2 separate regions of the Homo sapiens genome follow, and region 2 is linked to region 1. Evidence: chromatin contacts called from ENCODE Hi-C or POLR2A ChIA-PET data. All regions are on one chromosome and are shown on one strand. The core of a region is the stretch at or near the end of the contact, and the rest is flanking DNA. Distances in the headings are between cores, read along the strand shown. Region 1 has its middle 280 kb from the start of LINC00595. Region 2 has its middle 310 kb from the start of ZMIZ1-AS1.

Evidence for each region. Hi-C counts contacts between places; a loop is a spot of excess contacts on that map. ChIA-PET counts read pairs that join two places held with the same protein, here RNA polymerase II (POLR2A).
Region 2: a map of cardiac septum shows a loop between it and region 1 (1.9-fold over the local background). The contact joins two enhancer-like sites. A Hi-C loop is called at or near these places in 1 of 168 maps with a recorded cell type or tissue (cardiac septum). POLR2A ChIA-PET finds 5 or more read pairs at or near these places in 1 of 52 experiments (activated CD4-positive, alpha-beta T cell).

Annotation. Positions count from the first base shown.
Region 1 is chr10:78,542,461-78,545,377 of GRCh38, reverse strand. No RefSeq gene overlaps it. Among named protein-coding and RNA genes, the nearest start is that of LINC00595, 280 kb to the right of the region's middle. RefSeq lists an enhancer at 1,315-1,816. Within about 2 kb of position 1,542, at least 15 of the 41 ENCODE cell types and tissues checked have a DNase peak (open chromatin) inside an H3K27ac peak, as active enhancers do.
Region 2 is chr10:78,755,288-78,758,204 of GRCh38, reverse strand. No RefSeq gene overlaps it. Among named protein-coding and RNA genes, the nearest start is that of ZMIZ1-AS1, 310 kb to the left of the region's middle. RefSeq lists enhancers at 1-610, 1,250-1,888. Within about 2 kb of position 1,389, at least 20 of the 41 ENCODE cell types and tissues checked have a DNase peak (open chromatin) inside an H3K27ac peak, as active enhancers do.

The DNA.
Region 1 (2,917 bases), core at 293-2,792:
CTTTGGGCGGTAATTTGGTCATGAAGGTGCAGCCTGCATGAATAAAATCAGTGCCCTTATAAAAGGGACCCCATGTGAGGATACGACTAGAAGTTGGTTGTCTGCAACCAGGAAGAGGGCCCTCACCATAATCTGATGATGGCAGCATGCTGATCTCAGACTTCTAGCTCCAGGACTGTGAGAAATACATTTCTGCTATTTATAAGCCATCCAGTGTACAGCATGTTTGTTAAAATACCACCATGCTTCAGGGTTGCATCTCTTTGTGTCTATCTCAGCCCTGTTGGATCTAAGCTGCATTTTGCACCTGAGATTCTGGAGCCCAGGTCAGCAGCTGCCCCGCCCCGGGGTTATCTCCAGTAGTGCACAGGTGACACCTACATTGCATGTCCTTGGTCTTCACAATTCAACCAGGCATTGACTAGCAGTGGGAATGTGCTAAGGGAGCCATGCCAGGCAGGGTGTGCTTTTGTACAAACTGACTTAGCTTTTAAACAAAAACTGCTTTGGCCAGACATTTGTGTGCAAGCATCAGCTTACAGCAGGGAACAGCACTCTGTGGGCTCACGAAAAATATATGGAGGAGGCCAGATGGAGGTGTGCTGTGGCTGTGGCCTGCTGCATGGTGACAAAGGGCTGGAGGCTTTGAGTTTTGTTTGTTTTCCAAGTCCAGACCAGCAGTGGACGGGGAATCTGGAGGCCTGCTTCCTAGTCCCATGTCTGACACTCTGTTACCCAAGAACAAGGCTCCTGATGCCACAGGATCTCAATTTTCCTGTCTATGACACAGAGGGAGGTAGTGGATTACATGCTTTCTTGCCTCTGGCCTAAGCACGTTCCGATTATATGCCGAAGGAGGAGGCAAGACAAGATAAGAGGTCTCGCTTCAGCCGTTTCCTCCTTCAGGGTCTGGTCTGGGTCTCCTGATACCCAATACCAAGTGGTCCCCATCTACCCCTCCCCTGGTCCTGAAAGCTGGGGCTTTGTGGCAGGTAACACAACTTGCCTTGTGTTCTTCACTTGAGTGCTCTTGAGTTTCTGCTCCCCAGAAAGATCAGTTTCTTGCCAATGTCATCACTTTTAGCCAGCAGGGACCTATCAGCGGCTCCATCAGGCACTGGGGGCCCCAGCCCCCCTTGGCTTAAAGTCTGAGCCCTGGGAACACTGGGGAAACTTAATTCTCGAACACCTTCCACTCAAAGAGCCACTGTTCTGCAGAACCAGTGCTGGCCCCTGTATTTCAACAGCTTTCGGGTGGGTTTCCCACCCCAGACGTCGATAGGGCCTGAAACGCCTGTGAATGTATTGACCTGACTTCACCCGCAGGCTCAGTTTCAAAGGGTTGGCTGAGCTCTGAGCCCGCCCTCATTCCATCTGAGGCTCAGCTCCTGGAAACCTCAGGCTGGATCTCAGTTACTGGGAAGCCTTGCTCTGAATGTGGGTTTTCACTCAGTGTTTCCCGATGAGCCATTTCTTGTGGCAGGACGCCCACCTCTTAGGGGAAACAGCCTTCATTCTGGGAACTTCTTGCTTCATCTCTCCTTCTGTCTATGCCAGAGGTTGCTATGAAGGGGCATGCACTTAGCTGGCAGGAGAAACGGGGTGCAGCTGTGCCTGCCCTTCTTTCTCACTGCCACTGTGCCACCTTGGACGAGTCATTTCTCCTCTGTGGATGCCGGGTTCCCCCTGGGCTTATAGCAGTAGGTCTGCCTTTCTCATTGAGAGAAATAAAAGTGCTTTGTAAATAGGAAGCACTACGTAATGCTATTAGGGAATCCACTCAACAAGGAGTATTGGGGACTTTTTGCTATTTCCCTTCCTGTGACTGAGAAATTAGCAGGCACAGATTGTGAAAAACCAGCCGGCTCTTTGGAATTACAAATGTGCACACACCATCCCACTGAGCATCATTTTCAAAAGGCATATTAAGCAGCAGAGACCACAGGGGGGACCCATGTAAACAGGCCTCAGATCCTGGTGAAAAAGGCTCCCAGAAGCTGTCGTCTACTGAGCTGTTAGGGGCTGCTCCTGCTTTCTGCCCCCAACCCCGCAGCCCTGGCTGGTGAGAACTCATCTCCCAGGGAGAGGGTTCTGGTTCATGGTGAGGGGCAGGGTCCTGGTGCCATGCAGGGCTAGTGCTGCTCCAGGTCCACAGTGTGCCTTCAAGACCCAAATCCCCCAGGGCTTGAAGCTCTCCAGAACCTCACCCCCAGATACATCTCCCAATGTCATTGGCGGCACCCCATGTTTTTTCCTGTTACCCCACAGCAGGCCAGGGGGAATGTTGCCTGTACTGGACCAGTGAGGACGCTGAAGCCCCCTGAGTTGAATGAACTGGCTGAAGACGAGGCTCCCTGTTGTGGTGCTGGAATTTGACTTGGTACCCACTCCCAGCCCTTGCTGTTCCCTCCATGCTCCCTGCTCCCTGCAGATGCACAAATGAAGACCAAAGTCTTGAAAGAAGCTAGGGTCAAGCATCATTAAACCCAGGAGTCTTGTGCTGATACAAGGCAGGGTCTCTCCGGATGTTGAGGCATCATGGCTGTGTTGGGCGGAACCCCTGTTTGTCAGCAAAGGTTGTGGAAGCTCGTGCTCACTCCTAGGGGCCATGGTGATGCAGACAAGTGAGGTGCACTGTGTTTGCCTGAGCTGCTGCGGGCTGTGCTGGGCAGGCCACTCCTCCCTCCTGAGGTGACATCCCACATGACCAGCTTCACAAGGCAGCTTTCCTGAACATGGGTGAGGGGGTTCCGTGGGGGTGGGGACGCTGCCAGGGACTTCTAGGAAGCAGACAGCGTTCAGGGCTCAGCACCACCATCTCACTGCTGTGGAAGCAAGAAAAGGAGACTATAATTCAGCTCAGGGTGGCTAATGGACAGCTTCCCAGATAACAGACAGGAGGGGGAAGATTAATTCT
Region 2 (2,917 bases), core at 140-2,639, 210 kb before region 1:
CTCTACCAATTAGGTTAGAGTTGGTGGTGTACAACCCATTCCTCAGCGGGTCAGCCTGAGACATGTCCTCCCCAGCCTTGCAGACTGTCCCGAGGGGGAGTGAAATATAAAGATGACCTATTTACGAATCCATCCTTTACATGCTTGTCTTTGTTCACTGTCTTGATATCGGTGTTCCCACTGTGCCTCCACGGCCTCCTGCCTCCTGTGTTCTTGGCTCCTTCTCAGCCTGGCTGCCTGGCCCTCACCCTGAGCCTGGGGAGAAGTCAGGACCTTTCACTTGCCGGCTCTGGGTTATACGATGATCTTCTGTTCCCAGGATTCAGCCTTTTGCCTAACAGGAGGACCAGGAAGTGAGAAAAAAAATTAAACAGCTTTGGGCTGGCTTTGGGAGGAGTGGCAGGGAGCTCCCTCCAGCCTCCTGTGAAATGGGTGTGCTGGCTTTATATTTCGAGAGAATGCTGTCGGACGAACGGGTAAAGGGCTGACTCATCAGTTGTTAATGGCCCTAACACCCAGCATCTGCGAGCCCTCCTGGGACGTCGTCGTAGGGTGATTTGCTTTTCAGGGCTCTGACATCAGAGGCCTTGTCTCTGTCTGCTGGAGTGTGTCATGCTCTCGCTCTTCGCAGGAAAACTGCTTAATGCTATGGCAAAAGAAAAGTAATAAAATATTCATTTGCCAAGGCTAGAGGGTGGAAGCTATCGAATCCTCCAGGAGAAGGAGTCCTAAATTAAAGACACGCACAGACCCGGATGAAAGCACATGGCCACACAGCAGACATTCTTAGGCACACAGCACGTATAGGAAAAACAGCCTCCCATGTACCCAAAAGCATCTGCCTGTGCACACACAAAGCCCTGCGTGTGCAAGCACACATGTACCCATCACACACCTATGCAATACACAAGCCTGCACTAACGACACACCCACGTCACGATGTGAAGACACACGCACATTGCACAAGCCTGTGGAACCCTGCTCCATACACACACACGCACACACCTATACCTATTCCCTCACCGTTGTAATTAAAAGTGACATCTTCCTAGCTCATCTACTGGGGGCGGGAGAGCCCATCAAACCGGCCCTGACTTTTGAACAATAGCCGCCTGTCTGGCTGTCCCGAGGAAGCCTGGCTCTGTCAGGCAGAAAGCAGATGCCGTGCTGGGGGAAACAGGGGAAGTGTGACTCAGAGGTGAGTTACACAACTTGGTTCTGCCTGTCTGCTGTGCCCAGGAGGAGGATGGGGGAAGCTAGCAAATGGGAAAGCTGAGAGGCTGCTGCACTTCTGGAAGTTTCCACATCATCAGCCTGGAGGAGGCTGAGGCTCCCCGAGGGTGGCATGAGGAGGCTGCTGCGCTGTCATGAGCAGGAACACATGTGCTTGATCACATGGGGCGCCTTCCCTCAGAGGGAGGGGTGCTGTGGCTGTCACCTTCTCGCTAAGGTTATAGCCTTCCGCTGACCTGCTCCTGCCCATCTGGCCTGCTGCCACAGGGCACCACCACGCCTATGTAGACAACAGGTTGGCCCCAGGCTTGGGTTGTGGACACACAAGTTGGCCTGCATCTATAAAGATGCTGCCTACTGATGGTTCTAGAAGCCCTGACGGAGTAGCTTATAACTAGAGGATTGGTGCCCAGACCTGAGATTTTGGAAACGATCCCAGCTCACAGATTTCCTGAGAATGACAATGTCCTGGCTCCCTGGGATGTTTTTTTGTTTTCTGTTTTTTGTTTTGTTTGTTTGTTTGTTGTTGTTTTTTCATACCATCTATTCTACAAACATTGACCAAACATTGACTAAGGGCTAGGGCCTTGGGTAACATAGCTGGTTGCTGGAAGGATCTCACAGTCTGTGAGGGAGGCAGGCAAGGGCCAAAAGTGACTGCAATTTGCTCGTGGAGCAGCTGACTCTAACTGGTTTTGGAAGGTTGAGTTGGCTGGGTAAAGAAAGAGGTATGGATGTGAGTGGGTGGGAGATGGGAGGATAGGAGGGTGTCAAAGAGGGAGAGTTAAATTCTGAGGAGAGGAGTAGCATTCTCACAAAACTGCTTTCCTACACAGATCACTGTAGACCCGGGCTGGCAAAGTACAGCTCACAGGTCAAATCTGGTTCACTTTCTGTTTTTGTAAATAAAGTTTTATTGGAACCCAGCCATGCCCATTCATTTCTTATCTCCAGAAAACTTGAGTAGTCACAGCATGGCCCTCAAATCCCAAAATATTTATGATCTGAGTCTTTACAGAAAAAGTCTGTCTGTGTTCTAGACCCATCCATGAATTCTGGAACCCAACGCAGAATTCCAGAACCAATCACAAAATTTCTACAGCCTACTGTAGTAGTCCAGAATCCAGCATGGTTTTCTAGAGCTCCCTGGAAGAGTGACATTTGTATAGGGATTTAGAAGTTTACAGTGAGCTTTTGCATCAATTATCCCATTTAATCCTCCAACAAGCCTGTGTGAGGTTAATGGTAATTTTATCCCAATTTTGCAGATGAAAAAACTAAGACAAAGGGAAATTAAGGGACTTGCTGAAGACCGCATGGCTGGGAGACGGCTGAGGTCAGGCAGCCTGATTCTAACATTCCATGCTTTTTCCGCTGTATTATCCTACAGATGTTTCTCCGTCACACACTGCACTACTTAGCTGCCCTCCCTGACAGTCATTTCCCCCTTCTTTCTAACTCCCACTGCCACCGAGGAAGTCTTTGGAAGTCTTTTGTCCACTGTGGTGTGTTAGTGGGGAGACAGGGTTTGGAGAAGCATCAAATTTCCTTTCCGCATCTGTTTGCTGGTGCCCAGTGTACCCTGGGATGCTAACTAACAGTGACAGCTGATCTTCAATCGGCTGGCATGTGAGAAGAACCACTGGGTCAGGTAATTCCAGTTCACCTCTTCAGAACTGCATCC